Regions from separate parts of the Homo sapiens genome. Here all the other regions are linked to region 1. The links are chromatin contacts, found by Hi-C or POLR2A ChIA-PET in ENCODE. All regions are on one chromosome and are shown on one strand. The core of a region is the stretch at or near the end of the contact, and the rest is flanking DNA. Distances in the headings are between cores, read along the strand shown.

Region 1 (7,793 bases), core at 3,758-6,257:
GAGTAAGACTCCGTCTCAAAAAAATATATATATATACATATATAGTTATATATATACATATATATAGTTATATATATACATATATAGTTATATATATACATATATAGTTATATATATACATATATAGTTATATATAGTTATGTATAGTTACAGTTCTATACATATAGTTATATAGTTATACATATAGTTATATATAGTTATATATATAGTTATATATAGCTACATATAGAGTTACATATATAGTTATATATATACAGTTACATATATAGTTATATATAGTTATATATATAGTTATATATATAATTAGTAGTAGTAGTAAGATTTTTTTTTTATTTTACTTTAAATTCTGGGTTACATGTGCAGAACCTGCAGGTTTGTTACATAGGTATACATGTGCCATGGTGGTTTGCTGCACCAAAAATATATCTTAATCCAGATAGAATACTGGTGTGTTTTTTGGTCTTCTTTTGGGTTTGTTTTTTTCTTTGAGATGGAGTCTCACTGTTGCCCAAGCTAGTCTTGAATTCTTGGGTTCAACTGATTGTCCTACCTTGGCCTCTCAAAGTGGTAGGATTATAGGCATAAGCCACCGCCCTCAGCCTAGATAAAATGTTGATGCAAAATTCTGAATATCTTTTTAGTGTTTAGGTATGTTTTACCTAAATTTAGAGACTCATTTGTGGCCATTAGCTGTAAGAAGACATATAAATGTCAAAAAATAAAAAATAAATGAGAACACAATAAACCTCATCAGGAGTATTTTTGACACATGCAGCTTCACAACCTTAGCCGAGATGACCCAAAGGCAGAAAAAGTCATTGAGATGGTTCCCATTTGTTTATACTGTTTGGTTTATGATTGTTGAACAATCCTAGGCTGTAAGCCTGACCAAGTTTCTTCCAGCCATTCCCATAAAATGAAAGGTTGCAGTATTCATGGGCCAACAAAAAACACACAAAGCTTCTTTCACATTCATCCTCAAAACCCAATTTGTCTGAATCTGTATTAGCGTTGTTTCAAAAATATCTTATTCTCAGTAAATACCTGTGAAATTCTCTACAACAGTATGTCTGAATGCAAATCCAAAAACTCAAGAAGGTAAAGAGGGGGAAGAGATATGACAAGTGTTAGGACTCCATTTTGGCTTTCCTGCATCAGCACCACTTTCACTTTTGTACATAAGTGACTTTTTGTCTTTGGGAAATAAAGGCAGGCATAAAATCATTTAGTGTTTAGCACCTGAGTGGCTAGATGAGACCACCTGAAATTCCACTTAGGTTATTCAGAGAAAGGAAAAAGTTCAAAACAGAGGAAGAGGAAAATAGTAGAGAGGACAGCATAGACATACAAAGAAACCAGGAATAAATGGAAAATGAAAAGGGGAACAAAAAGTATACTGTATGGAGTTATGATGAGGGTGCTAAAATACACATGAGGATTTTATTAAGCCACACTGATTTCAAAAGCATACCAGTTCCATTCTTTACTTAAAAACCATCAAATCCACTATGAAAAAGCTGAGATTAGTGCATTGTCCTAAAACAACCCATATTTACTTCTGCAAAAAACTGGTTAAATGATGACATATTAGATTGAACCATATGAAGCATTCCATATTTGACCAGTTTTGACCTACTGACAAAGCAGGATAGATGAGCAAGAACTGCTTGTGCTGTCTTAAAAATGACTGGGGCTGAGGCCGTGGCTCACCCCTGTAATCCTAGCACTTTGGGAAGCCAAGGTGGGCAGATCACCTGAGGTCGGGAGTTCGAGACCAGCCTGACCAACATGGAGAAACCCCATCTTTACTAAAAATAAAAAATTAGCTGGGTGTGGTGGCGCATGCCTGTAATCCCAGCTACTCGGGAGGCTGAGGCAGGGGCAGGAGAATCGCTTGAACCTGGGAGGTGGAGGCTGCAGTGAGCCGAGATCACACCATTGCACTCCAGCCTGGGCAACAAGAGTGAAACTCCATCTCAAAAAAAAAAAAAAAAAAAAAAAAAAAAAAGATGGCTTTGAGCTAATCTTAGGGCCTACCTCTCCTCCAGGTGCTCCCATCTTACACACCTGTGCGGAGACACAGAAAGTATTTGTCTTTTTCTAAAGATCCTTCCTTAATTCTCATCTGAATCATAATTGAAGACTGGGAACCAACGTTAAATTTAGTAGTTCTCATTCTATAAATTCCCCCTATTGCTCTCACTTTCTTCCCCAAGAATCAGTATATGTGATAAAAGACGTAAATAATGAAGTCTGTGACATACATGAACAGTCCAGTTGCAGGAGGCGGGGTATGAGGTTGAAGCTCACTGGTCTCAGAATCTTATACCCTGATCTCAAGTGTTCATATATGAAAATGTTGATGAACTTACATGCACTCTAACATAGGAGAAATTGTAAAATGCTGAATTTCTGACATTCAATACACTTTTGAAATTCAAGCAATATTTGATTTCATAGTCAAAAATGATCTCTCATGGCAAAATGTATGTGCTAAATGTTTTTATTAGAAAGTCAGATAGAAAATCACAAATAATGTGCTTTTTAAATTTACTTGTAGTCTCCATAAGCATATAATCTTAGCTATTACAACGAGCGCATGAAACCTATAAAATACAGTGGTACTCCCAACAAATTTGTTGTTTGACATGATTCAATTCAATTTAGAGCCATCTCTCAGTTTTCTTTCGAACAGTATAAATCTACTGGTTAATCCTGATATAAGTATGCATGGAATTTTGACCATTTCATATAAATATGTAACATACACGTTTGTTTGTTTGTTTGCTTGTTTGTTTAAGAGACAGTCTCGCTTCATTGCCCAGGTTGGAGTGCAATGGCAAGATCTCAGTTCACTGCAGCCTTGAACTCCTGGGCTCAAGTGATCCTCAGGTACCTTGTTCTCCCAAAGTGCAGGGATTACAGGCGTGAGCCACCATGCCCGGCCCCTATACAATTTTTTTTTTTACCTGCCATTTTGCCCATCATTAACACAGTTTATGAACTTTTTTCAGAATTAAGATTTGAAATATTAAAAACACTTTTAGGAAAGTCCCTAACTTTGTAAAAGCCTTAATCTTAAAAAACACATTAAATGCCATATTCTTAATTTACTACAAACTCAAAAACGTCACTATTAAAAGGAGTTACAAGATGTACTCTTAACTAAAGTGACTGAATCCCTAACTCTTTAGTAAGTGCATCTTGTCAACAGTTGTTCTTGTGTGTTGTTCTTACACACATGTATTTCAGAAAATAAGGAGGCAGGCTACTACAAACATTAATCCACTAGCTTTTTTTTTGTCGCTCAGGCTGGAGTGCAGTGGCACAATCTCTGCTCGCCACAACCTCCGCCTCCCGGGTTCAAACGATTCTCCTGCCTCAGCCTCCCGAGGAGCTGGGATCTCAGGTGCACGCCTCAAAGCCCAGCTAATTTTTTTATTTTTAATAGACATGGGGTTTCACCATGTTGGCCAGGCTGGTCTGGAACTCCTGGCCTCAAGTGATCTGCCTGCCTTGGCCTCCCAAAGTGCTGGGATTACAGGCATGAGCCACCGTTACCGGCCTCCACAGGCACTGAATAAAAATTATGTTTCCAAATAGGAGTTCATTGACCTTAGGGAAAATTTTTCATAAAAATAACTGTAGAATGAATTTTTTGCAAATTTATTTTTAAAAACGGTACCCCAAGCCAATGATTTTGTGGTTCCGTTTTCAATATCCTCGTTAAATTTCCCTACTGATAACAGACTCTCTCTGTGAAGATTTTTAAATTACAATGAAAATTAGAATACATAAAAATCCTTTAATATCCATAAGCATTTGCTTTGGTATGTTCATGATCAAATTAAAAATTAACTTTGAGACCTCACAGGTCGACAGCACAAGCTTCATTAACAAGAGTAACACACCATCCTAATGTCCACACAGCACAGAGGTAACTTCTCATTATTAAAAAGAACCATGGACGCATGGTTCTGAACCCTGCCTGCACTTGGCGGGAACCTGCGACACGAAAGCCTGGCCAGCCCTTGGAGCCATGCAGGGTGCGGTTAAGCCGCGAACACCATGTCCCACTTGCCTGCCTCGGGGCTTCTGCCTTCCAGACCGCAGCAGGAGGCAGAGGGGCAGGAAAGGCTGACCGGTGTCACCTTCCACCCACCCTCTGAGTGGGCCTAAGTGGGAAAGCAGCAGGGCTCACTGCAGCGCAGGCTGGTTGGCCAGCACATGCGCACGCTCCCCCGAACGGCAGGGAAGAAAAATTGAAACTCTCCTTTTAAGTTCCCTAAGTAGGAACTCGCGACTGCGCGTCAGCTTTTTCCCACGCTCCCGCCGAGCCGCGGGTTCCCTGCACCCGCCTCTGCCAGTCGAACTCCCTGGGAGCCCAGGCTCGCAGCCTCCCGCGCAGCCGCCGGGAATCCGTCCCGCAGCACCGCGGTCCAGCGCCCCCGGGCCCCGCCCCACCCCTCCCCGCCCCGCCCGCGCCCCAGGCCCCGCCCCGCCTCACCGTCTCACCATCCCCGCCTTCCCCGCCTTCCCCGCCTTCCCCGCCTTCCCCGCCTTCCCCGCCTTCCCCGCCTTCCCCGCCTTCCCCGCCTTCCCGGGATCGCCCGGCGCGTTCCAGCGCCCCCGCGCCCTCTCCACCTCCCGCTTTCCACGCGGCCCTCAGGCCCGCCTCCTCCGCCCTACCTTGGTCCGGATCTGCCCCGAGGTAGACACTTTGCGGATCAGTTTCTGGGGTCCCTCTTGCTCCGCTTCGCTGTCAGACGAATCCTCTCCCGGCCCCGCCGAGGCAGCGGCGGAGGTGACCGCGGCGCCGGCTCCGGCGGCCGCTCCTCCAGCGGCGCCCGGAGGGTGGTGCTGGCCTCCGGCCCCTGCCATCCTCTCCGACTCCTGCGGGGACACAGCACCGCCCGGCGGGGGCGGCGGCGTTGGTCAGCGGGTGGGCTCTGCCCGAGCGGAGCCCGGAACCCCGTGCCCGGCCGCCGCCGCCATCTTCCGTTTCCCTAGCTACCCCCGCGAGGTAAGGGTCGCCCGGGGCAGGCGCCCTCCAGGCAGGGGTCCACCCGGCTCCTCCGCTCGGTTCCCGCCGGAGCGGCGGCCACGGTGGGACGCAGAGGTAACGGACCCCCGCCCGCCTCGGACCCCTGCGCACCCAGCCTCGGATAGGACCAGCGCGGGTAGAGAGGATGGGGTGACAGGGTTTGGAGCAACATCTCTTCCACTCCCTTACGGTCTGGGTCCCTAGGATGGACAGGAGGGTGGGGGAGGCAGGAAACCTCTGCAGCCCACCCCGTAGTGGCGATGCCCGCACACCCCCTCTCACTTCTGGACAGCAGGGGCAACGCCGATCCCTGGGGAAGAATGGGAACCTGGAGCTTCCTCCCAGCACCCTTGGGTGCACCCGCCACCTCCTGAACCCCGAATCTCTCCAGAGACACTTGGGCCTCGCCGCGCGGTTCCAGCTGAATAAAAGTCCCCTCTGCCACCAAGACAGTCGGGGGCTGCCCCTCGTCGGTTTCCCCACCCCCAGCCCCACTCCGAGGACCGTACCTCTCCCGCCTCCGCCAGGGCCGTCGGGTCCCCTCAGCTCTCCTGACGGCGGCGTTCAGTTTCTGGCCCACCCCCACCCCCATCCGGCGCACACGGAAGAGAAGAGCATTTTCCGGGAGGTTCAGCTCCGCTCTGAGAACTTTTCGTTCAGAAAGAGCGATCCCCTTCGGCTAACAGGAAACTGGGAAGGGCGTGGAGAAAGCGCAGAAACAAGAGACTACACGCAGCCCAAGACGACAGAACGCACAAGAAGTGTCTAAGCTGAAGCGCTAACCGAGATTGCCTGGAAGAAAACAATACACTCGAGCCATGCGAACACCAGTACCCGAGACAAAAAGCCTTGGAAGTCCTGGCAGAGCCACTCCCTAGCCCGGACTAGAGCAGGAGGAAGTGGGATCAACAGGCTGTAGCCACCGCGCACAACTCCCCTGCAAGCTGGCTGCGCGGGCACTTGGGAACCGCGGACTGGCAGCGGGTTGTGCACGCTCAACGTCAAAGAAGCCTCACAGGTGTGAGGGGGCTGCGGTGAGGGGGCTGCGAGAGAAGACATTAAAACGACAGATCCCTCTTGTCATCCAAAGAGAACACCAAACTGGTGTTAGCTATATTTTTAAATAGGACAAAAAGTCCCTGCCAGACTGTGGAGTCTCTCCACCTGGAGAAAGCATTCAATCTCTGTTATGTTCATGCCTTTCAGTACCATTCCTTTCGTATTTTTTCAGTTGACATGACCTTTAAGGTTCCTCCAAACTAAGGTTCTAATTTTTTTTTTTAACTTGCAGTCTTACTCCCAACAAGAAATTTGATATATTAGAGCTAACAGTTCTAAGAAGTTTTAAGAAATAGTATGCAATCCCAATACTGGACATCACACTGTAAATTAAATTCATTAAAATGTAAAATGTGTTTAGTTCAAATATTTAAAGACAGGAGACTGCTGCTATGTAATAATAACAGAGAGGCTATTTCTGCAGCTTCTGTTGTCTCCTTTAGGAAAGGAAGGAGTTGGGCAAAATGAATTTTAAGAACGCTTAGAACTCTACAAATATGTAATTCTTTATCTACAAAGAACATATTTCTGGAAATTCTTAAAAGAGAAAAATAATCAAAATAATGGCCTTCATTCCCACCTGTTTGGTCATGGACAAGTCCAATATTTTGGAAATGTAGACAAGGACACCTAGTAAAGGGTCTTTTGAAAGAATAAACTTAGTTTAGTCTTCTCCTTTAATGTAAAGAAACTAAGGCCCCAACTGACAAACTGAGACCAAAGTCAAAATCATGCGGTTAGTATTCTAATGTTCTATTCACTTTATCACACTGTATAACAAAAGTCTGTCAGTTACCATATACTTCTATTCATACATTATGTGTTTTATATAGCAACATTTTCCAGAATCCAGGCAGCGAGTGATTAAACTGAAAGGCATTATCTAATGCCCAGCCTGATTTTGTGATTTTAACAGGTCAGATTACGCATCTCACTCTTTGATTTGAACACTGATTGCTTAAAGATACTTAAAAAGTTTCATATCCCAGAGCTGAGCCATTTAATACCTCAAAGTAAAGGTATTCCTTTCTCATAAAGATTTAACCTCAGAGCCAGCTTTGCACTTCTGCAATCACCTCTTCTGAAGAGCCAGTTTCAACGAATCCATTATTTAAGATACCTGACTTACTAGCCTCTTCTCGGTCTTATCTGTAAATTAGAAGTTTTTAGAATGAATATCTAATTTGTGCACTGTGTACCTGCAATGTACTTCACCTTCCTCAAGAGTATTACAAGGTCAAGGTCTCAATCTTTCCAACCATTTCAACCATGTAGCTCAAAATAGCAACTGAAACAATTTCAAATATGTGGTATCTTACATTATTTATTTGATTTATAAGAATTCCTTGATCTTTTCCTTACTTAGTGATTTCAGATTTTTCAGTAATTGCTTAGATGCATCTTACATTTTTATTGTTACTTTGAAATCTCTGTTCAGAACATGTGACAAACACACTATTAAAGACTTCAACATAAGCTGTGTAGACACTGCATTTAGGGTGAAATGGAAATAGGTGGTAGCTACCCCTAAATTAGGTTTTTACTTAATAGAGATCCTGGCCCATTAAAACAAAGAACACCTATTAGACTGAAGATGTGTAAGTCACAGCCAAATTTCATGTCAACTTTATGAATATTCGTGTATTATTTTCTACAGAGGTATTTTGAATTGTATTTTTACTGATCACTA
Region 2 (7,793 bases), core at 3,936-6,435, 1.0 Mb before region 1:
AACGATAAAATACAGCACAGCTAATCAAAAACCCATTTATTTACTGGAATTAAAATTCCTTATTCAATTTCAAATCAAGGCTAAAAAAATTTTTTAAATCTTAAAAATTCTCTATTGAAAGGGTTTAATCTAAATTACCTCTCTTTGTATTTTAATTTGATATTAAAATAAAACTTTTTGAGCATGAACAATTGACAGTAAACAAACAAAAACATATTTAGAAGTTGAAATCAACTTGAAATTTTTTTTTAATCATGTATCCTATACAATCATATTTTGTAATCTGAAGTAAGAATAAAAGTCTTCATTTTGGGAGGCTGAGATGGGAGAACTGATTTAGCCCAGGAGTGAGACCAGCCTCGGCAACACAAGAAGACCCTGTCTCTACTAAAGAAAAGTTAGTTGGGTGTGCCTGTAGTCCTGGCTGCTTGGGAGCCTGAAGTGGAAGGATTGCTTGAGCCCAGGAGATTGAGGCCACAGTGAGCTGTGATTATGCCACTGTACTTCAGCTTGGTGACAGAGTGAGACCCTGTCTCAAAAAAACTAAAAAATTTTTTAAAATTTTAAAGGAAAGAATAAAAGTACTTATAAAGTTTCCTGTGGAAATAGTAAGGCTGTTAGATTTACAAGCAATTAAAACTGGCCGGGCAGAGTGGCTCATGCCTGTAATCCCAGCACTTTGGGAGGCTGAGGCAGGTGGATCACCTGAGGTCAGGAATTCGAGACCAGCCTGGCCAACATGACAAAACCCCGTCTCTACTAAAAATACAAAAAATTAGCCAGGTGTGTTGGCAGGTGCCTGTAGCCCCAGCTACTCAAAAGGCTGAGGCAGGAGAACTGCTTGAACCTGGGAAGTGGAAGTTGCAGTGTGCCGATTATCATGCCATTGCACTCCAGCCTGGGCCACAGAGCAAGACTCTGTCTCAAACAAATAAAATAAAACAAACAAACAAACAAAACTTTAACTGGCCCAGAATAATATGAATTGTTTCCTAGAAAAAAATTTATCTACTACCTAACATTTTTTTATTTGCTAAAAAGCCATTGGTATTTCTTTTCAGACACAGATTTTGTGAGCTGTAAAACAGTAACAATTCTCCTCAAACTTCCACATATATGAATGACTCAAACAGGAAAAAGAAACTAGTTTCAAATGTAGAAAACAGAAGTATAAGAGAAAGGGAGTCAATCTAAGTCTAAGTAAGTAACTCAACACAGAACTCCTGACCATACCTTTCTTTGGCTTTAATTTTAAAAATAAAATAACATCTAAAACACACTGGGGTTTCTGAATAACCTATGGTTTACTTGGCATAACTGTGTAAATATCAGATAATTCCATTAACATGTTCTCTATTTTACTATTGTTGAAAAACAATTAGCATGCTTTCATCACTATGCTATTTCTCGTTTACTAAACTTCAGTATCATATCCTTGGGCTAAGAGGATCTGTATTTTGTTTCTTTTATATGCACAACACCATATCTGATCCAGTTGTAAACATGAAGATGTATTTCGACTTTTATTTTGAATGTTTTTTAAACAATGATGCTTTAAAACTAAACTGCCAGTAACAGAATGAGAAAAAATGACATTGAAAAGACAATATAATAGTAAAATGGTGAATCAGGCATAGTGTTGGTACCACAACTACAGTCATTTTCTACCAACTAGGCAATAACCAGGTTAAATTCTGCAGAAACAGAAATGTTGCTGTTTCTTTGACTTAGGAAAAATTGGGATATGAAAATAAAAGAAATCAGGAAGTATGATTTAAAAAAGTAAGTATATTCCTGTACCCTAGTATAGGCTAAAACTGCCGTAAGTGTCACACATATGTAGCAGTAGATGATGAATATGGATGCCATATGAGGCTTTTTTTTTAATTCTTTAAAAAAAAATTCACAAGGCTGCCTTGGGCAAGTTTTAGTTTTGAAACATTTTATCTGACGATTCAGACGTTTATGGCTTAAAAAAGTAGCTAACATTTTCTAGGCCTGCAGAAAATCTAATTATTGGATATATTTTTGTTGTTGTTACACAAAATTAGGGTACCACATACTTCTACTTATAGAACAAGCTGATCTTTCTATAAATATATGCACATATATACTTAAAAATGAAATCAGTTACAAATGCCACCAAAAAAATTCTTTTACAACTGGTCCAGCATAATGTTTGGGAACAGTGGTCTCTATGTAAGAAAAACCAAAAACCTAACATTCTACTTACATCAAATTTAGAAATTTAGTTTTTAATAATCTGTCATGGTCACCATGGGGGAAAAAAAGATGATATATATTCAAAAAACAAATTTATGTGATATGGGACAAGGGTATTTAAGCTTTTTGTTTTTTGTTTATTTTTGAGACAGAGTTTTGCTCTTGTTGCCCAAGCCAGAGCGCAATGGCGCAATCTCGGCTCACCACAACCTCCGCCTCCCGGGTTCAAACGATTCTCCTGCCTCAGCCTCCCCAGTAGCTGGGATTACAGGCATGAGCCACCATACCCGGGTAATTTTTTTTTTTTTTTTTGTATTTTTAGTAGAGACGAGGTTTCTCCATTTTGGTCAGGCTGGTCTTGAACTCCTGACCTCAGGTGATCCACCTGCCTTGGCCTCCCAAAGTGCTGGGATAATAGGCGTAAGCCAATGCACCCGGCCTAAGTTTTTAAAATTCATTACTTTAGAGTACACTTGTCAAAAATTACAAAAAGCATAGCTTTCACTGCATTCTCTCTGACCATATACAATGCATGAATATTTTGGATTTAAAAACTTCCAGGCATATGCATAATAGCACTGCAGAAAGCAACAGATGGCAAATTGTCAGTGAAATCGAATGGTTTCAAAATGGTGGCAGAGTTACCACAGAGAATCCTCATCCTAGACTGCTAGGTCTAGCTAAAGAAAAATCTTATGTTCTCACTAAATAGCATCATTACACAGTTATGGTTTCTGATGCCCGCTGGCCCTTCAAGCCTACTCTGTACCATCATCTTCCTCATCATTAATTAGTACCCTTTCCCATTCCTCATGGCTCGTACTAAACTTTTACTTTCTAAATAAGCCTTCAAGTTTTTCATCCATGCAGCAAGCATGAGCCCCTTATACTTTCTACTCCTTCACACCTGAATGCTATGTATGGGGCTGCTATGGAAAGTCCATGGGCTTCAAGTTAATCAGGCCTGGGCTCCAATTCAACATTCTGTGATCCTAAGCTATTCTCTTTGGGCCCATTTCCTCATCTATAAAATTAAGATACAAATACCTGTATCCTAACATGCTCGTAATGATTCAAACAAGGTTATGAAAAATAACCAGCACCTATGTGAACGTCACAGACATTCCATGTTGGTCCTTTTTTCATTCTCATATTATTTACTCTTACTCCTTTTGTTCCTCTCTGCTTTACTCCTGGGAAATCTTACTCAGCAATCAACTTCAAGCTCATCTTCTCAAAAAAGCTTTCTTCACTCACCTCTCACCCAAACAAAACTCTTCAGTACTCCATAGTACTCAGGAGATCTTTCTACTGTAATATATATTACATTAGTTAATACTCATTTACCTATTTCAAATCCCTTCCAACATGTAGGCTTCCGGAGGTAGGGACTGTGTTTTATTTCTTTGGATTTCCAAAATCTAGCAAAGCGTCATTTTCTAAAAGTTTGTATAATGACATGAAAATGATCTTAAGAAACTTTACCACTGTTACGGGCGGGTCTTTGGTCTTAGAGCTCCCAACATGGGGTGGGCCGCTCCCAAAATGACGGCAAGCCTTTTGTTCTCTGACCTGGGGTTCTTGGCCTCACAGATTCCAAGAAATTGAACCTTGGGCCATGTGGTGAGTATTATAGCTATTAGAAGCTGTGGGTCATGGAAGAGAACGGTGGAACCCAGCAACCAGTGTTCAGCTCGATTAGGGCACTTAGCCGTGCAGTAACAAAGGCGAGCCTTTAGCCTGATCAGGTGCGGCAATGTGCACCTCACTGGATCAGAAACGCAGTGGACACCCTGCTGGATCCAGAGGGGTGTAAGTCAGCGGCAGGTCTGCGACGGCAGCAAACAGCAGCGGTGGACAGCGAGCAAAAGCTCAGCTCGAACCGTAACAAACACGGACCAGAAGAGTGTGCAGTTGCAAGATTTAATAGAATGAAAACAGAGCTCCCGTACAATGTGAGAGGACCCAAAGGGGGTTGCCCACTCTCTGCTCCAATGCCTGGGTTTATATCCCAATCACTGCCCCTCCCCCTGTGCTCTCAGGCGATATATGATTTGACTATTTCTTTACCTCCTGCTTTTAGCTTAATTTGTATTTTAGTGAGCCCTCTTTACTACCTGATTGGTTGGGCGTGAGCTGAGTTACAAGCCCTGTGTTTAAAGGTAGGTGCGGTCACCTTCCCCAGTTAGGCTTAGGAATTCTTAGTCGGCCTAGGAAGTCCAACTAGTCCTGTCTCTCACCACCACCGAGATGTCTCTTGTAGCTCATATTTTATGTGTACCATACTGGTGACCGAAATTATGTTTTGAAATGGGAAAATATAATGGACAATGCTAGTTAAACTTAATTAAAAATCTAACATATGGTCATGCTTCAAAATATCCTGGACCAGGTAAATATATTCAAAAGTCTCACGGAAGACAAAGAAAATAAAGTTAGGACCTTATGTCTGGTAAATTTCCTTACAAAAAAAAAAAAATGAAGATAATCCACAGGTTATGTGGAAAACATGAAAGAATAACTAATTTGTTAAACAAACATTAAGGAAAATAAACTCCCAATAAAAAGGTTAGGTAATTTAGCAAACAGGCACTTGAAGGCTATTTCCCATCTCTGACTGGTTCATTAATTAATTCAATAAATACTCAGTATTTACTATGTGCCAGTCATGATTTTAAGCCCTAGGGATATATCAGACAAAATCCCTATCCTCATGAAGGTACATTTTAGCAAGAGAGACAGACAACAAACAATTTTAACAGGAAAAATATATAATTATTTTACGCAGTGATTTGTGCTATGGAAAAAAATTAAGCAGATAAAGAAGTAGGTATGTGTTTGTATGGTGAGAGTGAGGGAAGAGAGAGACCCTCTCACATTGTTTTATATTTTATACTCAGTACCTGTTTTAAGAAAAAAACAAGGAAGTGAAATCAAAGACAGGCAGCCTGGCCCCAGGCCCAAAACCACGCCCGAGCCTGCATGGCCTAAACCTAGTAGTTAAAAATCAACTCATGACTTAGAACCCGATGTTACCCATAGATTTCAGGCATTGTATGGAAGAACATTGTGAAACTCCCTGCTCTGTTCTGTTTCACTCTGACTACCAGTGCATGAAACCCCGTCACATATCCCCTAGATTGCTCAATCAATCACAACCCTTTCATATAAAATCTTTAGTGTTGTGTGCCCGTAAAAGGGACGGAAATTGTGCACTCGGGGAGCTTGGATTTTAAGACAGTAGCTTGCCGATGCTCCCAGCTGAATAAAGCCCTTCCTTCTACAACTCGATGTCTGAGAGGTTTTGCCTGCGGCTTGTCCTGCTACAAGAGCAACAAATTTAAAGTGAGTAGGGCAAGCTTCACTGAAAAAAATGACTTTTGGAAAAAAATTAAAGCAAGAAAAAGGATTCCTTAGATTTTGGACTAGCAATGGGAACAAGTGTAAAGTCCCTAAAGCACAGGTGTGCCCAGTGTGCCTAACGAATAGCCAGAAGGCCAGTGTGCATACAGCAGGAAGAGAAAGAGAAAAAAATAGGCAACAAGGTCGAACAGGTCACAAGGGGAGCAGATCATGCTGGGCCTTATATGGTCAACATAAAGACTAGCTTTTCTCCGAGTGATACAGTACATCATTGTTTTGAGCAGAGGCCTAAGATTATTTCAATTAAAATTCTAAGGATCATTCTACTTGTCATGTTGAGAATAGATTGTAGAGGATGAAAAGCAGAGGCATGGGGATGAGTTGTAAGTCTATTAAAATAATCCATGAAAGAGATAATGGTCACTTGGGCTACAGCGATTAATGATGGAAATGAGGAAAGTGGTGAGATACTAGATAGAGTTCGGAGGTAAGGCCAATAGGATTTGCTGAGACACTGGATATGGAGTCAAGGTTTTGAAATGAGAAAATATAATGGACAATGCTAGTTAAACGTAATTAAGAATCTAACATATGGTCATGCTTCAAAATACCCTGGACCAGGTAAATATATCCAAAAGTCTCTCGGAAGACAAAGAAAATAAAGTCTTTGCAACCAAAAGGAACTAAAAGGACCTTTTAGTTGTCTTGAGCAACTAAAAGGAAAAGAGAAGAGTCAAGGTTATTGTCTTGAACAACTAAAAGAATGACACTAACTGCCTTTTGCTGCAAGGACTGTGAGAGGTCTGTGGCAGAGAAAGGGTATGTCATGAACTCTCTTTTGGACTTACTTTCTAACAATATGCCGTGACGAGTATGATAAAGCCTAAGTGAAACAGTATGAGAATTCCTAACACCTAGAGGGTAAATGGAGAGGTCTCATCTACTAATGGAAAAGAAGAATGAGCCAGATGTTTGGAAAACATTCATTCTTTGTTATCTTGCAGTGAGTTAATTCTCAAGGGTTAATCACAAGCAAATCACTTTCTGCTGAACTCAGTGTTTTATGCTGTCTTACTATTAGGTTCAGTCTCCACAAAGAAAACTCTTTGAATTTAAACAACAGCAAGTGGAAAGGAGAAAAAAAGAGAGGAAACAAGAAAGACTGCTGGCAAATCAATATAATTTGGGTAAAAGAGGTATTATACATGCAGATTAGAATAAGGAGGGGAGGAGAATTTACATTCAAGAAAAAGTGTCAGACACAATAAAATGACAATAACGAGAATTTATAAAATTATCCTGCCCTAAAATCTTCAAGCCAATATAAATTTCAGACTTTCATATCTAAATTGAACCAATCTACATTAAGACACCCTACCTTTACCATTATTGTTCCATTGCCAAAAGCAAATACATTTGAACTTCTCCCAAAACACCAATTCCCACGAAACCCTTACATTAAGCAAAAAAGAAAGGCAAAGCTAACTACATTTCTATTTGCTCTGTTTTTAAGTTGCTTAATTTCTCTTAAACCACAGGCAAGCATTAGTATCTACAGCAAGACTAGTGAATAAATAAAAGGGCGAAACAACAAAATCAGAGGCCAAACATGTTAGGAAACAAAACTCTTAGGCTTACCCCAAATGAATGTTACTCCACTCTCCAGCATAATTAAAAACTCCTCAAAGTTAAATCTTCACTATAGATAATGATTTTTTAAGAATAATCTTTTTCACACTGTCAGAAAAGGTCTAGAATAAGTAAATAAATAATAACAAGAATGATCTTTTAAGTACTGTTTTGCATTTACTCAAAATAACAGTGTGAGTCATGGCTCTACTTTCTCATAATATAAGAAGCTTTTGAGGTCAGGCATGGCAGCTCATGCCTGTAATCCCAGCACTTTGGGAGACCAAGGCGGGTAGATCAACTGAGAGTCAGGAGTTCGAGACCAGTCTGGCCAACATGGTGAAACCCCGTCTCTACTAAAAATACAAAAATTAGCTGGGAGTGGTGGCACACGCCTGTAGTCCCAGCTACTGGGGAGGCTGAGGGGGGAGACTCGCTTGAACCCGGGAGACGGAGGTTTGCAGTGAGCCAAGATCATACCACTGGACTCCGGCCTGAGTGACAGAGCCTTTCAAAAAAATAAAAATAAACAAATTTAAAAAGCAGCTTTTTTAAACCAAAATGTGAATAAATGTGAC
Region 3 (7,793 bases), core at 3,811-6,310, 990 kb after region 1:
AAATTCTGCTTGACTCCAAAGTCTGCTCCTACCATATAAAAATGATACATCTCCCTAATTAAAAGAAAAGATACATTTGATATATCACTGAGGGAAAAAATAAAACAACCGGCAAATAGACCGCAGCACAAAATATGTAATTTAAAAAAAGATCTAAAGAAGAGGTCTGCAAAAAATCTTAACAGTTAGTGAGTTTTTAAAAACTCTTTTCTTTGTACTGCATTGTTGTATGTTTGAATATGTATCCTATTTGGAAAAACAAGGCTATGGTAATATTTAATAGGAAAAATCCATTTAAATATAAAATGGTAAAATTTATTTGCTCAAAGGGCAGCATAATGGAATGTCTCAATGCATATAATTGATAATAGTTGGACTCTCATCTATTCCTAATTCTCCAGGAATGCCTAAATCCTTTTTCCTTTCAAGATGAACATATGGCTTTATCCTCAAGGAACCAAACAACTTTCCCACCTTTTAATTACCAATGTCCAGGATAACAAAGTCTGGCTACAACTGTTCTTATTTAATGAACACAATGCCAATTAACTTAACTGGTACTCTGCTTAAAACCTTAATTGAAAGCTGTTTTTATTAGAGGAATACCATCACATGTTGATGACTGCAACCACTAGGTAAGATCAACAACTGAGATCTGCTATATGCCTGGTTTAAGGAAAACGGATTTGATATGGAAGAATTATTCACAAAACCTTCCCAGTTTAAAGCCTAAATTCAATGACAAGATAGATGCAGTCTAGTTAAATAAGGTCTTTCATCTGGAACTTCCTTCTAGTAGTAAATATCTGCCTTCTACTAGTAAAATCTGCTAATTGTCCACAAAAGGCTAATTCACTACATATTCACCCATATAAATATACAAGACTCATAATTTTCACCATATGGACACAGTGAATTGCAATTATAATGCAAGGCCTATTTTTAAATGAATAGTGTCTCTTAGCCAAATAACTAGAATACCTAAAAAACTCAAAGTGTCTCTGAAATGAACCATTTACCTAGGATAGAACTAGGATTAGGTGACCACAAAAGTAGTATGGCTGCTATGAATGAAGGTGTTAAAAGATAAAACATTAAAAGTACAACAAAAGGGCATAAGCAAACTTCCATAGTCTAAACAGGGCTATGATGCATAATAAAAGCACTGAGAGTACACTGAGTTTATAACCTCTTTATGGAAGCAATCAAAGCTTACTTAGCTTGACCTCTGATGTTACTTTTAAAACATGCTGGCTGCTTTTTTTTTTTTTTTTTTTTTACCTGACTCTAAGCCAAGTCTTTTCAAATCCTCTTGGTATGCTTTCAGGGCAGCTGCCTCCATTGCAGCAAACTCCTTTGATGCCTTTTCTTCTTCCTTTGCCTTATCCAGGCTTTTCTGTTTAATCTATGTAAGACATACATAACAGTGAAAGTGAGATAAAGGACTGACATTTGCATAGAAAAATTAGCAAATAAACAATCTAAATTACCTCACTGATCCTTTTTGCCACATTTTCCTTATGATTCTTTCCTCTTTCATGAAATTCAACACTCTTGAAAATGAAAAGAGAAAATAACAAAAGAAAACTACATAAACATCATAAAATTCATAGTAAACATAATTTTCTCATAAACATGAGAAAATTAAAATTAAAATGAATGGCAGAAAAGATGAAAACATTAATTTAATGCAAATTGGCCCTTTTAATCAAATGATGCTAGGGAACTACATTGTTTATTATTATGTCCTCTGACTAGGTTTCCTTTGGTTCTTAAAATAAACCATGATGACCTTATTAATGGAGAAAAATACAAGGTACCCTTGATGACTAATCTAGTGACTATGATTGTAATGAGGACTCAAACGTGACATGAAGCCAAAAGACTGGGGAAAAAAATCTTAAACAACTTTCAACATCAAAAGCCTTTAGAATTTTATTGCTCTATTTGTCACAAGGAGGGACATAGAGAACAATGATTTTATTGCTTTATTCCTTAAATTTAGGAGAAAAGTATGTATTTTAAGATTCCTCGTAAATTATAAGCAAACACTTTTATACAATGTGGTAATGGTTCAAAATGTACAACTTCTATGGAGGATAATTTGGCAATATCTATCAAGACTACAAATACATTTACCCTTTGACACAGCAATTTCATTTCTGGTAATTTATTCTATAGATATACCTGCACATGTACAAAATCATGATATACACAAGCTTACTGACTGCAGCACTGTTTGCAATAACAATACGGTATCCATCTCTAAGGGACTGACTGGTTAAACTATGGTACATTCTCATAGTCTACTGTAACAGAGAGAAAGAAGCTCTTTATGTATGGATACAAAGGGAGCTCCAGTTACATACTGTTAAATTTTTTAAAACTAGTGCAGAATAATATATACAGTACATTACCTTTTATGTATGCTGGAATAAGAACTTGTGTCTACATGCATGTAGAAACAATGGAAGGATAGGCAAGAAAATGAAAAAAAAAAATGATAACCTATGGGGAGTGATGGCCACTAGATGACTGGGGACAGGGGCTGGTGAGTGAGCGCAATTATCTATTTAAACAATCAGAAATGCTCCCTAAATTACAAGTTTCTAGTTAAATGCAGTAAGAAATTCCTCACAAGCTCTGCAAAATAAGTTCTGTCAATCAAATCTTACATGATGCATTAACTGAGCTATTTTAAAATACTACCATGAATTCATCTTTAAAGTGTGACTTTGTAAAGCAGATAATCCTCCTGTTTTTCATACATTGCGTTTCCTAAAGTTGATTACACTACACAAAGAATACAATATTAAAGGACCATTCAAAATTAAATTAATTTTGTTTCTAATTAAAGGTTAAATCAATGTGTATTACCAACTCAAGAAGATAAAGACAGACTACACTGGAAGGGATTACTTACTCTAGATAACTCACAAAATTCATTTTACAGCCTAGGTACCTCCAAGAAAGAGAGACTTTAAGTGACCTGTGTGGTTTTAAAAATTCATGGTATTTATTTATAAGGATAGCCTAGGTAAAATAGTGAAGAACTTTAGCAACTATCCAAAAAGACCAAAACATCAAAAAAAAATCCAAATCCTAAACACCTTGCAGGTAACAGGAAATAAATGTCTACAGAAGAAATCCACAGCATTGTTAAAATATGAGACTACTATTCTTTGTGCATCCAACTTTGCCAAGTAAAAACGGTATCAACATAAAATATATTTAACAGATACCCTAGTGTTTATGTGGTATGTACATAGTATTTTGACATGCAAGAGGGGAGAAAAATCAGCGGTGTGCTTTTTGCTTTACATCTTCAAAACTGGATCTCAACTATGAGACAGACTAACAACATACCTAACAGAGTTGTTACTTTGTTTCATGAGAAAGGAAATAATGGTGTTCTTTCAAATTTAAGCATCTAAAGATACACAGCTCTGCATTAAATACACTTGATTATTTCTAGACCACAAAATATACAAGAAAAACTAAACATGTTGCTTTTATTTTTTAAGGGCTTTCCACAATTCTTTGGGTATGACAGTATTATGAACACCACCATTATAATATAGGTGCTTCATAACATGAATGATATGACCAACTCATTGCCCATTTCCCAAAAGGCCACAGAGAAATAATTTAATATATAATCAAAGTCAGGTTGATGAAAAGGAAGAAGGCTCACAGCTTTCATAGGGGACTGAGAAGACAGAAATCTTCTGATGTTTTGAAAATGCAAGAGCAATGTACATAAAAGTGCTTTGTAAACTGAGTTTACATCAAAAAGGAGCACTTCATTCAACACAATTATTATTAGAATCTCTAACAGCGGAATTATCATACAGGCCTATTGTCTGCTATCCAGCACTTGCAGTAATCACAGAATTTCTTTGGCTGTGACTTCCAGTAGTCCGCCCTGAAAAAGAGAGACAACAAGGCTAAGCTCATGTAAAACTTAAAAAAGGTTAAATTCTGCATGCTTTACAGTTTTTAAAGTTTGAAATATATGCCCCTGCTACTGAATCTTGTCTTGTTATGTATAGTCGTTTTATTATTTATCTGGTTGGAGCACAGTCAATTGAAATTCTGTTGCCAGCGGAGTAGAAAAAGTCTGTATCTGATTCATTACAAAACTCCCTTCAATAAAATGGCTTTCAAAAATTCCTCACTTGTTATCGTCATCGTTATGAAAAACTAAGGAACATCTTAGAAGAACATTTATCCTTTCTGGCTTTGGGGGAGGTTGCTGTAATGGAAACCTGAAGAAACTCATAAAGTTTGCCTTAAATCAAGTTATTCCCACCAAGAGAACAACGTACAAGACTACTCTGGGGAAAACTGTAGTTCCTCCCAGACTCTCAGTTAAAACAAACTGTTCTTGAGCCTCAAGGCAAGAGAGAACTGGAAAAGCCATGGGACTTCGTAGACGGCCGACAAAAAAAAAAAAAAAAAAAAAAAAAAAACCATTACGCTATCCAGGGCTGGCCGCTTCCAGTGGGCGGGGGAGGCCGCAGCCCAGCCCTAGTTTCACAATACCCTAGGGTTCAGGGGCTTCGGAAACCCAAGGGGTGCATGCGACCCCCGACAGCGTCGTAGAGAGAGCACTGCGTCGCTTCACCCGCGGCCGTCCAACCAGCCCCCTGAACCGGCCGCCGGCCTCCCCCTAGAGCCCGTGCCCCATACCCCAGGGCGTTCAGCGGGGTAACATTTCTACCCCGCCCTGAGAACCGGCCCTGCAGGTCTGGGGCCGGTCCCGAGCGAGTTAAGAACGCGTCTGTCACGCCCCCGGCCGAAGGGCGGGAGGAGAGGAGGGGAAGACCCGGGCGAGAAAGGGCGGCCCAGAGAAACAACACCTCGTTGTTCAGGGCCTGAGACCCAACTCACATGACTGCGCCAGCCGCTCTGCAAGTCGTCCAGGGTTCCACTCAGACTCGCGCTTTCCCAGCGGGACGAGTCGAGCTCTTCCAGCCGCCCGATGCCCACCCGAACCTCCCTCCGATCCAGACACCTTACTCAGTCCCCGGGACCAGCGTTCCGCTGTTCCCAACTACGGGTGCCCAGACGATCCAATCCGCGTTCGAAATCGCCTCCTCTCCCCTCCCCCTACAGGGGCGGTACTCCCGGCTCCAAAGAGGTGGGGTCGGTATAAAGGGGTTGAGGTCACCGGGAAGGGGTAAAAGCGCGACGGGACCTGAGCTGAAGGACGGGATCTCAAGCCTCAAGTCCCTGCGCCATCCCGCCGTCTCTGTGTCCTCCCCTGGGGCCCAAAACCTCCATCCTCCTTCTAGGCTCGCTGGCTCAAGGCCAAGGAGCTCAGCGCGCCGCCTCCGCCCGGAACGCAAACAGCTGTTCCCAGAGACGTCTCCGCTCTCAACTTTGCCAACTACTCCGCACGCACTTTGACCAGCGGAGCAACCGGGACCTGTGGGTCGGGGTCCTCTGGCGGAGTTAAAAAAAAAAGAGGTGAAACTGCGGGACCGGCGCTGCGAGTCGCTAGGCTTCGCCTCAAACTTTGCTGTTGCAGCGGAGCGGCCCCGCCCCTCCTCTCCCCTACGACGCCCACGCGCTCGGATGGGGCTTGTTCCCTAGCTCGGGAGCGTGTGGGCAGCAGCAGCGGCGGCGGCGGCGGCGGCGGCGGCGGCGGCAGCAGCAGCTTCAGTAGCGCAGAGGCGGCGGTGGCGAGAGGTGCGGCGAAGGAGGCAGAGGCACTTATGCTTGTCAGGTGGGTCACGGCAGTTTCTCATAGCACTTCCCATATGGTCTAGCGGTTAGGATTCCTGGTTTTCACCCAGGTGGCCCGGGTTCGACTCCCGGTATGGGAACGCTTCCTTATTTTTCTTTTTTTTTGCAACTATCGGTTTGGAGGGCTGACTTTTTAAATCTTGTGTTCTGGCTCCTTTCTTGTCCCCGTCTGGGTGAGTTTGTAGAAAATAAGCATTACTGTAGTTAGTGGCGCCAGGAGCTGGGCTGCGGCTTTTGGAGCCTCGAGTGCCACGCCGTGCCTGCTGGAGAAGCGAATGCGCTTCCGATCCTTCTCCCTCCCGCCTCCGGCTCACGGGGCTGGTGGGCCCTGAGGGAGTTTCACTTTCCCCTGGGCTGCTCCCCCGCCCCTCCGGCCCGTAGTTTTCCAGACGCCCGGGAGGTGATGATTAACTCCGGCCTTGCGTTATCTCCTCCCAGCGCCCCCGTCCGGCCCACACCCTCTTCAGCCGCTCTTGCGACTCTTCCTATGCAGGACGGGCTGACCCCCCTGCCCTGGGCGCCCCAGAGCCCGCGCCCGGACCAGTAGCTCTAGTGGTTCTCTGGCCGCAGGGTATTTACGAGGCCCCACGGAACACAGTGTGCCTTCCGCGCCCTCCCGGGGGGACGCGCTTTCCCGGCCGCGCAGCCGCCCGGCGCCCCTTTCCGCCGCGTGTGCGCTCGCGTCTCCACCCGCGGCGCCTGAGCAAGCGCGAGGCCGGCCTGCGAGGTCTTCCCAACTTGACTTAAGGGGCGCTGGTCGCAGTCACGGAAAGTACCCTCGAAAAAAGGCCTTTGGGAACGAGAATCTTTTTTCTTTCCCTTTAAAAATACACACCACGAGCTATGGAGGAGAAAAATACCACTCTGATGAGATGGCTTTAAATAAGTATATCGACTTTCCAAAGGGTCTAACATTTTGAGCGCGGTTGATTTAAAGAAAAAAATTGATTAAAACAACGGCAAAACATCCTGGGGTGGAGGTGGGGCTTGGGAAAGAGAAAATTGGCTGGAGACTGGGGAGGGGACGTTAAAACAAAGTTTCACTGTATTTTTAAATATAGAAGCCCTGTGTTTATTACAAAGAAGGGACAGCTGTGTCAGCAGCATGTGAGCTGTAAATGAAACAAAAGCGTTATCTTAAATGCAAGCTGAAATTAGAAAATAGGGTCGGCTATAATGTTTATTGGGCCTCTGGGAACAAACGAAGAAGGAAAAAGTGACTCTTGTAGATGGGTTTCTGGTCAGTGCCATTACTGAAAGCAGATGTTTTGGTTGTTAGTATGTGTGTTCCCAGACTATTTTGTAGCTTTAACTGCACAGTAAATTTGTTAATGTGATCTGCGTGATTAAGGATTAATTAGGCTTACCTTGTTAAAAAGAAAGAAAAAGCCTAAGTATTTTAAATCGTCTTCATTAATTCAAATATTTGTGTGTTTGCTACACACCAAGCACCACCACATGCTTTTGAAGTTACTGATGTTTGTATTCTTTATGTTAGCTAGTGGATAGAATACTGAATGGAATAATATTTTGGTCTTTGTGATTAGCTGTGTGATGAGACTTTTCACCTTCTCTGTTCTCTGGCTTTAGAGCCATACATTTTTGATAACACGTATCACTCACAAATTTTAAATAGAGTTACAAGAATTGTTGAGCGATTCCTGAATAGATAATGAAAGTGGAATTTTCATTTAAATAAGTAATAGTGTGTCATTATTAAGAAGCAGTTACTAAAGAATTACAGTAGTTGAAAATTTGGAAAGAAGGAAAGATAACTCGGATAACTCTGCCTTAATTGTCCCCAGAGAGGGCTTAACTTTTGACTTTTTCTTCTTTTTTTTGTTGAGACGGAGTCTCGCTCTGTTAACCCAGGCTGGAGGGCATTGGCGCGATCTCAGCTCACTGCAACCTCCGCCTCCCGGATTCAAGCTATTCTCGTGCCTCAGCCTCCCAAGTAGCTGGGACTACAGACACCCGCCACCACGCGTGGCCAATTTTTGTATTTTGAGTAAAGACAATGTTTCACCATGTTGGCCAGGCTG
Region 4 (7,793 bases), core at 2,359-4,858, 920 kb after region 1:
GCTAGAAGGAAGTTGAAAGTTGTAGGATTGGCCATAACAATTTGGACCTGTGCGTTTAAACTTATTTTCTGTACTTCTAGGGCCAAAGTGGTATAATTTTCTTCTACAAAGGTTAAGGAGAGGCTTGAACTACCTTTTCTTTTTTTTTTGAACTATCCTTTTTAACTGTATTAATGCCATAGTGGGTGTCAAGGGCCCTCATGGTGCATATGAAAAGAGAATCATTGATATCCCTGGGAGGTTTTCCCCAATTCCCTGTAGTTGCCTCAATTTGGAGGTAATTCCAGAAGGACACACCATTGACAGGTGGGATAGCAGCTTTAAATATTTTGAAGTCCCAGACAATCAGTCCAAATGCCCTTGGGGAAGGCATGAAAAGTGGTATCCTATGGGGAAACAGGTGGGGTCTGAGGTATAGTAATTATTAACAATTACTGGGATTAACAACTGGGTAGATCCCTCAGAAGAGCAGAGTCTTTGTGTGGAACTGAACGCAGTTTGTAAGGCTGGTTGGGAAGTGGTGGAAGAGAAAATGGTTATTATTAGGGATAAAAGTGCTCCTACATTTTTTCCTACACTTGATCCTGAAAAAGTGGAGTCATTGAGTTTGGAGATTTCAAGAGACTCATTAATCATGTTAAGAATTAAGTTTCATTTAGTACATGCTGAGAAATTGGGGATAATAGAAGAGTCAAGGGCCATTAGGCATGAGACTCTGGGCAGGTTGAGTTCCTTAAAGAGTTTGGCTAGTTTGAATATAACGGTACCACTGGCCTGCTTGTTTCATTTTCCAGAGGACTGGTAAGGAGACTGCAGTTTTTGTAACATTGGAAGTACTTGTTGAAGATCCTGAATAACCTTACTACTGAAGTGAGTTCCTCCACTGTTATTAAAAAAAACAGAGATCCCTAGGAGGGGAAAATTCTTTCTGGTATCAGGTTAACTTCAGTGGTGATAGTAGCTTGTTTACAGAGAAAAGCTTTTAACCATGCTGAAAACATGCCAACTATGGTTAAAACATATTTGTACCCATAAGACTTTGAGAGTTGATATATTTTCCAATGAAAACAAGGACTAGAGAGAGTTGACTCTCATGCTTGTCCCACTTTACATGTTGACTAGGATTGTGTTTCTGGCAGATGGGGCAAGTTGAAGTTAACTGCTCAGTATTAGGGCATCCCCAACAATATTTGCGGAGAAAGATTTTCTTTGCCATAATGTGTAATCTCATGGAGGCTGCAGAATAAATTTTGGGTGAGGGACCAAGAGAAATCAATGATGTCTAGGTGTCTCCAAAGCCCATCTGAGTAGAAAAAACATCCAGCTTGTTGCTTTTTTGCTTTTTCAGCCTCAGGTGCTAGCAGCTGTTATATCTTAAGTTTCTTAAGAGTTTCTGTCTTTAGAGTAGGTTGAGCAAGGAGAAGTATACACGTGATTCAGGAGGTGTTTTCTTGGGAAGCAGCAACCTTAGCATATTTTCAGCCAGTTAAGTTTCCTTTAGCTTTGTTAGTCCAGCCACTAGTGTGAGCTTTGATTTTTGAGAATGGCTAATTTCTGGATAGCTGTAAGGACTTAAACAGGGGGGCTGGGCGCGGTGGCTCACGCTTGTAATCCCAGCACTTTGGGAGGCCGAGGCGGGTGGATTACCTGAGGTCAGGATTTTGAGACCAGCCTGGCCAACGTGGCGAAACCCCATCTCAACTAAAAGTAAAAAAAAAAAAAAAAAAATTAGCCGGTCATGGTGGTGGGTGTCTGTAATCCTAGCTACTCAGGAGGCTGAGGCAGGAGAATCGCTTGAACCCGGGAGGCGGAGGTTGCAGTGAGCCAAGACCGCGCCACTGCAACTCCAGCCTGGGTGACAAGAGCGAGACTCCATCTCAAAAAAAAAAAAAAAAGACTTAAATAAGTTAGTGAGTTGGGTTCTGAGTGGTACTCCTCAGTTGTCATAAACCTCTTTCTTTCCATAGCATACCAAAATAACGTGCAATTCCAAAAGTAAACTGGCTGTCTCTATAAATGTTAGTTCCCTTATCTTGTGCTAACATGCAAGTTTGGGTGAGTGCTTAAGAATTCAATGATTTGGGCCATGTTAACTTAAGTGGAGATTTCAACTTAATAGGCTGTTGAAAATCTGCAATAGTGTATCCTGCTTAAAATTCCCCATTTGTACTCCTGAGGTAAGAACCATCTACAAAGGTGATATCAAGGTCTCTGAGAGGAGTTCTGGTGATGTCAGAGTGAGGAAATGTGAATGACTGTGTGACGGTGATTCAGTCACAAGGTTGTCCTTCAGAGGGAATGGGAAGAAGAGTGGCTTGATTGTTTTGACTACGGTGGACAGTGATGAGAGAGGAAGACAGTGGCAGGGTTTCACAGGAGGTGAGTCCGAAGCGGAAACGTGTTAGGTGTTCTCAGTGACTTCTAATGTCTGAACTGCACGGGGTAAGTAAAGGTTGAGTGAATGACTAGAAATAAAGTCAGCTCTGATGGAGAGGCAACTTCATACAAGCAAGGGGAGAAATGCTTGAGCCACTGGGTCTAAAAGGATGCTAAATTACCAACCAGGCCTCTGGCTTCCATTGTGTTTTGGGGTGAGGACCCCCTAAAGCATGTCTCTTCTTTTGTGTAAAAAAGGGAAAGGGGTACTGAATATTGGAGAGACCAAGTGGGAGAAGTGGCTACAGAGGACTTCAGGTTTTGAAATGCAGATATGGAAGGAAAGTCTCAAAGTCAGGTGACTGGAGGTGGTCTCCTTTTAGTCATGGCAAATAAGGACAGGCAATTGTGAAAAAGCCAGGGATCTAATTCCAGCGATAGCCAACCAATCCTACAAACCCTGAGTTATCTTTTGGTACCAGGGAGAGGCATAGTGAGTAAAAAAAAAAAAAAAAAAAAAATCACTTCTAATGGATACATACACTAATACAAGATGTTAATAATAAGGGAACTGTGAAGTGGGGAGAGATATATGGAAGTTCCCTGTCCCTGCTGCTCAATTTTTCCGTAAACCTAAAAATAAAATCTAATTTACACACACACACACACACGCCCCTAAAAAGGGATCTCTGCTGGAACTTGCAAGGTTTTCTGTTTTGGGGGGTTTTTTGTTTTCCTACAGGCTCATAATTTCAAATTAGTGGTGCTTCCTTTTTTTTTTTTTAATAAAGGCTGGAAGAAAACTTATCGAACCTTTATAATTCTAAGAACTGAGTAATTATTCTACAAACCAACAAATATTTATTAACAGCGTCCTATAACCAACTCATGTAATCTTCACACAATCCTATGAAATACTACTGTTCACGTCTTACAAAAGAAGAAACAGTTCAAAGAGACAAGTCAAACAATACATACTAGAACGAGGCGACTACTCTGGATTCCAAAACCACAGTTCCAAACCACAAAATCGAATCTAGGAAAATTGGCGCTCTCGAGTGTCGTCAGCTAAAACAAGGAACACCAGAGAAGGATCGCGATATTACACAAACTACTACTCCCGACATGCAAAGCGGATTCTTTCCCTCGGTCTCGGCCCGGGAGTCCGAGAGTCCCAGCAGCCCTCGGGGCGCGAAAGGCAACCTGGGAGCGGTAGTTCTCCTGGGCGCCTAGCATTGTCGCCCACGCTGCAGTAGCGGCTTCTGCGGCTCCAAGCCAGCGGGTCCTGTGAAGGCGAGCAGACGCGGAGAAAGGACGCGGGAGTGAGAGAGGGTGAGTCAGCCACTGTCTAAACGATAACGGGAGGCGGTTCTGCGGGGTAGGGTTGAATTCAGTAAATGGGCTCGTGCTGCTGTCTCTTCGGAGACGCTGCTATCTTAGCGTCAGCGAGGGAAGGTTGAGGAGGAGCCAGAGCCGGGTCCTGCAGCGTTTCTCGCCATCAGCGCCCGTCGCCATCTCCACCATGCAGTCCCGGGAAGACGCCCCGCGCTCTCGCCGCCTAGCCAGTCCCCGTGGTGGGAAGCGGCCCAAGAAGATTCACAAACCCACAGTTTCGGCCTTTTTCACGGGTCCAGAGGAATTAAAGGACACGGCCCATTCTGCAGCCCTGCTGGCACAGCTCAAGTCCTTCTACGATGCGCGGCTGCTGTGTGATGTGACCATCGAGGTGGTGACGCCTGGCAGCGGGCCTGGCACGGGTCGCCTGTTCCCCTGCAACCGCAATGTGCTGGCCGCGGCATGTCCCTACTTCAAGAGCATGTTCACAGGTGGCATGTACGAGAGCCAGCAGGCCAGCGTGACCATGCACGATGTGGACGCCGAGTCCTTCGAGGTGTTGGTCGACTACTGCTACACGGGTCGTGTGTCTCTCAGTGAGGCCAACGTGGAGCGCCTGTACGCGGCCTCCGACATGCTACAGCTGGAATATGTGCGGGAAGCCTGTGCCTCCTTCTTAGCCCGACGTCTTGACCTGACCAACTGCACCGCCATCCTCAAGTTTGCAGATGCCTTTGGCCATCGCAAGCTGCGATCCCAGGCCCAGTCCTATATAGCTCAGAACTTCAAGCAACTCAGCCACATGGGTTCAATTCGGGAGGAGACTCTAGCAGATCTGACCCTGGCCCAGCTGCTGGCTGTCCTGCGCTTGGATAGTCTGGACGTGGAGAGTGAGCAGACAGTGTGCCATGTGGCAGTGCAGTGGCTGGAGGCTGCTCCCAAAGAGCGGGGTCCCAGTGCTGCAGAAGTCTTCAAGTGCGTGCGCTGGATGCACTTCACTGAAGAAGATCAGGACTACTTAGAAGGGCTGCTGACCAAGCCCATCGTGAAGAAGTACTGCCTGGACGTTATTGAAGGGGCCCTGCAGATGCGCTATGGTGACCTGTTGTACAAGTCTCTGGTGCCAGTGCCAAACAGCAGCAGCAGCAGTAGCAGCAGCAACTCTCTTGTATCTGCAGCAGAAAATCCACCCCAGAGACTGGGTATGTGTGCCAAGGAGATGGTGATCTTCTTTGGACACCCCAGAGATCCCTTTCTCTGCTGTGATCCATACTCGGGGGACCTTTACAAAGTGCCGTCACCTTTGACCTGTCTGGCTCACACTAGGACTGTCACCACTTTAGCTGTCTGTATCTCTCCTGACCATGACATCTATCTAGCTGCTCAGCCCAGGACAGACCTCTGGGTGTATAAACCAGCTCAGAATAGTTGGCAGCAACTTGCAGATCGCTTGCTGTGTCGTGAGGGCATGGATGTGGCATATCTCAATGGCTATATCTACATTTTGGGGGGGCGAGACCCTATTACTGGAGTTAAGTTGAAGGAAGTGGAATGCTACAATGTTAAGAGAAACCAGTGGGCATTGGTGGCTCCACTGCCCCATTCTTTTTTATCCTTTGACCTAATGGTAATTCGAGACTATCTCTATGCTCTCAACAGTAAGCGCATGTTCTGTTATGATCCTAGCCACAATATGTGGCTGAAGTGCGTTTCTCTGAAGCGCAATGACTTTCAGGAAGCCTGCGTCTTCAATGAGGAGATCTATTGTATCTGTGATATCCCAGTCATGAAGGTCTACAACCCAGTTAGGGCAGAATGGAGGCAAATGAATAATATTCCCTTGGTCTCAGAGACCAACAACTACAGAATTATCAAGCATGGCCAAAAATTGTTGCTCATCACCTCTCGCACCCCACAGTGGAAAAAGAACCGGGTGACTGTGTATGAATATGATATTAGGGGAGACCAATGGATTAATATAGGTACCACATTAGGCCTCTTGCAGTTTGATTCTAACTTTTTTTGCCTCTCTGCTCGTGTTTATCCTTCCTGCCTTGAACCTGGTCAGAGTTTCCTCACTGAAGAAGAAGAAATACCAAGTGAGTCTAGCACTGAATGGGACTTAGGTGGATTCAGTGAGCCAGACTCTGAGTCAGGAAGTTCAAGTTCTCTTTCTGATGATGATTTTTGGGTGCGTGTAGCGCCTCAGTGAAATGCACAGGATCAACAGGGTTTGTTGTAACTAGATTGAAACACTAAGTTGTTTTTACTGTTTTGGAAAATATCTTAAATATCCTTTTTGTTCCTAAAGGAGAGGAAAAGTTGATTAACTTCTGGTTTGGTTTAGAAAAAGTAATGTTTGAAATACGAAGGTAATTTAATGTTACAAATTTTAACACTCAAATCAACCTTTTAATAATTTTCTGTGCTAAGGGTCCAGTATTTATTTGATTATTTAGTATGTTTATGTTTCATGACACTAATTTAGTCTTTTGATACATTTTACATTCTGTTTACTGCCACAAGCACTGTGGCAATAACTTTTGAATTTTAATTTTTATAATAGAAAAATGATTAGGAATTGCTAGATAGTGTTTTGAAAGCATATCTTTTTCTTCAGAACAATGTAGACTTCCAAAATGGTTAACCTAAGGGGTCTTTACAAAATGTGTTATAAGTTAAACATAATTTGGGAAGTTTTACTTTTGTTTTCTTCTATGAAGAAAAAAATGCAGGCTGGGCGCGGTGGCTCACGCCTGTAATCCTAGCACTTTGGGAGGCCGAGGCAGGTGGATCACCTGAGGTCAGTTCAAGACCAGCCTGGCCAACATGGTGAAACCCCGTCTCTACTAAAAATACAAAAATTAGCTGGGCGTGGTGGCATGCGCCTGTAATCCCAGCTACCCAGGAGGCTGAGGCAGGAGAATTGCTGAAACCCGGGAGTCAGAGGCTGCAGAGAGCCGAGACTGGGCCACTGCACTCCAGCCTGGATGACAGAGTGAGACTCCGTCTCAAAAAAAAAAAAAAAAAAAAAAGGAAAAAAAAAAAAGAAAAAAAACCATATGTGTATTAGGGTGACTGAGTGGTGACTTCATTTATAATAATACAGAGAATAGCTATAAGCTCATTGACAGTAAAAACAACAAACCAGGATTCTACTGTTTGAAAAGAAGTTTCGTTTTAATTTTGGAATTTAGAATGTGTATTTGCAAAGTCACCAATTTTCATCTAAAAGGTTATATTCTAGTTGTGTCACCAAATCATCAAAAAACCTTAAAAAAGAAGTAACTTGCTTTGTAGGTTTGTATTGTTGATCTAAACCTGATACATGCTTCATTTAATCAGGAATAATCCTTTTTTTTCTGCTGGACATGTATAAATTTCACTGGATTGTATAAATTTTTATCTATTGCCTTAAACATTTACATGATTCTCAATATGTTTTAGCTGTACAGTTTTGGTGTTCATCTTAGAGGATTCTTCAGCAGAAGTGATATTTCTTTACTGTTTTGTGAGGTAATACTGATTTTGAAAATATATATAAGCTAAAAACAGTATTTCGTTGATATCAGTAGTCATTGTGTTAACTATAAAGTCAAGTGCCAGCAAAGAACTTTAAAACTGTAAAGCTGTGTATAGAACTGTTTTGTGTAGCATGGAAATATTCTGTCAGCTTTTTAAAGTCACTAAATGTTCTTGATTATCAGCTTGAAGGTATTTTTGTATTACAAGTTGACAGTTGCTGGGTGTAGTGGCTCATGCCTGTAATCCTAGCAACTCGGGGCTGAGGTGGGAGGATTGCTTCAGCCCAGGAGTTTGAGACCAGCCTGGGCAACATAGCAAAACCCCATCTCTACAAAAATAAAAAATATGTCTGGGCATGGTGGCCCAAGTCTGAGTCCCAGTTACTTGGGAGGATCACTTGAATGTAGGATCACTTGAGTCTAGGAGTTCGGGGCTGCAGCTATCATCTGCAGCTATAATCATAGCTCACTGCAGCTATGATCATGTCTCAGCACTCCAGCTTTGGCAACAGAACGAGATCCCATCTCTTAGAAAAACAAAGTTGATAGTTAAAGAAC

Evidence for each region. Hi-C counts contacts between places; a loop is a spot of excess contacts on that map. ChIA-PET counts read pairs that join two places held with the same protein, here RNA polymerase II (POLR2A). Pooled maps may share reads with other maps.
Region 2: a pooled map shows a loop between it and region 1 (2.3-fold over the local background). The contact joins the enhancer-like site here to the promoter of DGKH in region 1. A Hi-C loop is called at or near these places in 2 of 37 single-sample maps with no recorded cell type and 6 of 50 pooled maps.
Region 3: a map of ascending aorta shows a loop between it and region 1 (6-fold over the local background). The contact joins the promoter of WBP4 here to the promoter of DGKH in region 1. A Hi-C loop is called at or near these places in 11 of 168 maps with a recorded cell type or tissue (CD4-positive, alpha-beta T cell, CD4-positive, alpha-beta memory T cell, CD8-positive, alpha-beta T cell and 8 more), 11 of 37 single-sample maps with no recorded cell type and 30 of 50 pooled maps. POLR2A ChIA-PET finds 5 or more read pairs at or near these places in 1 of 52 experiments (activated CD4-positive, alpha-beta T cell).
Region 4: a loop to region 1 is called in a map of CD8-positive, alpha-beta T cell, with 14 times the contacts of the local background. The contact joins the promoter of KBTBD6 here to the promoter of DGKH in region 1. A Hi-C loop is called at or near these places in 3 of 168 maps with a recorded cell type or tissue (CD8-positive, alpha-beta T cell and naive thymus-derived CD4-positive, alpha-beta T cell) and 16 of 50 pooled maps.

Annotation. Positions count from the first base shown.
Region 1 is chr13:42,045,862-42,053,654 of GRCh38, reverse strand. DGKH (diacylglycerol kinase eta) reads right to left here and starts at 5,007. Exons shown (of 30, transcript NM_178009.5): 1 at 4,690-5,007. The coding sequence starts at 4,881. RefSeq lists a silencer at 4,701-5,230 and an enhancer at 5,771-5,860.
Region 2 is chr13:43,043,068-43,050,860 of GRCh38, reverse strand. The region is part of intron 1 of DNAJC15 (DnaJ heat shock protein family (Hsp40) member C15); the gene reads right to left. Among named protein-coding and RNA genes, the nearest start is that of DNAJC15, 23 kb to the right of the region's middle. RefSeq lists enhancers at 4,037-4,712, 5,054-5,113, 5,214-5,263. Within about 2 kb of position 5,185, at least 16 of the 41 ENCODE cell types and tissues checked have a DNase peak (open chromatin) inside an H3K27ac peak, as active enhancers do.
Region 3 is chr13:41,058,776-41,066,568 of GRCh38, reverse strand. WBP4 (WW domain binding protein 4) reads right to left here and starts at 5,060. Exons shown (of 10, transcript NM_007187.5): 1 at 4,894-5,060; 2 at 3,853-3,925; 3 at 1,491-1,553; 4 at 1,282-1,405. The coding sequence starts at 4,895. TRE-TTC1-2 (tRNA-Glu (anticodon TTC) 1-2) reads left to right here and starts at 5,760; the gene lies at 5,760-5,831. It also overlaps a transcript of ELF1 not described here. RefSeq lists a silencer at 6,266-6,445.
Region 4 is chr13:41,128,617-41,136,409 of GRCh38, reverse strand. It overlaps KBTBD6 (kelch repeat and BTB domain containing 6), which reads left to right and starts at 3,608. Exons shown (of 1, transcript NM_152903.5): 1 at 3,608-7,793. The coding sequence starts at 3,899. The coding sequence ends at 5,923. KBTBD6-DT (KBTBD6 divergent transcript) reads right to left here and starts at 3,482. Exons shown (of 4, transcript NR_120423.1): 1 at 3,355-3,482. RefSeq lists enhancers at 3,306-3,545, 3,906-3,955.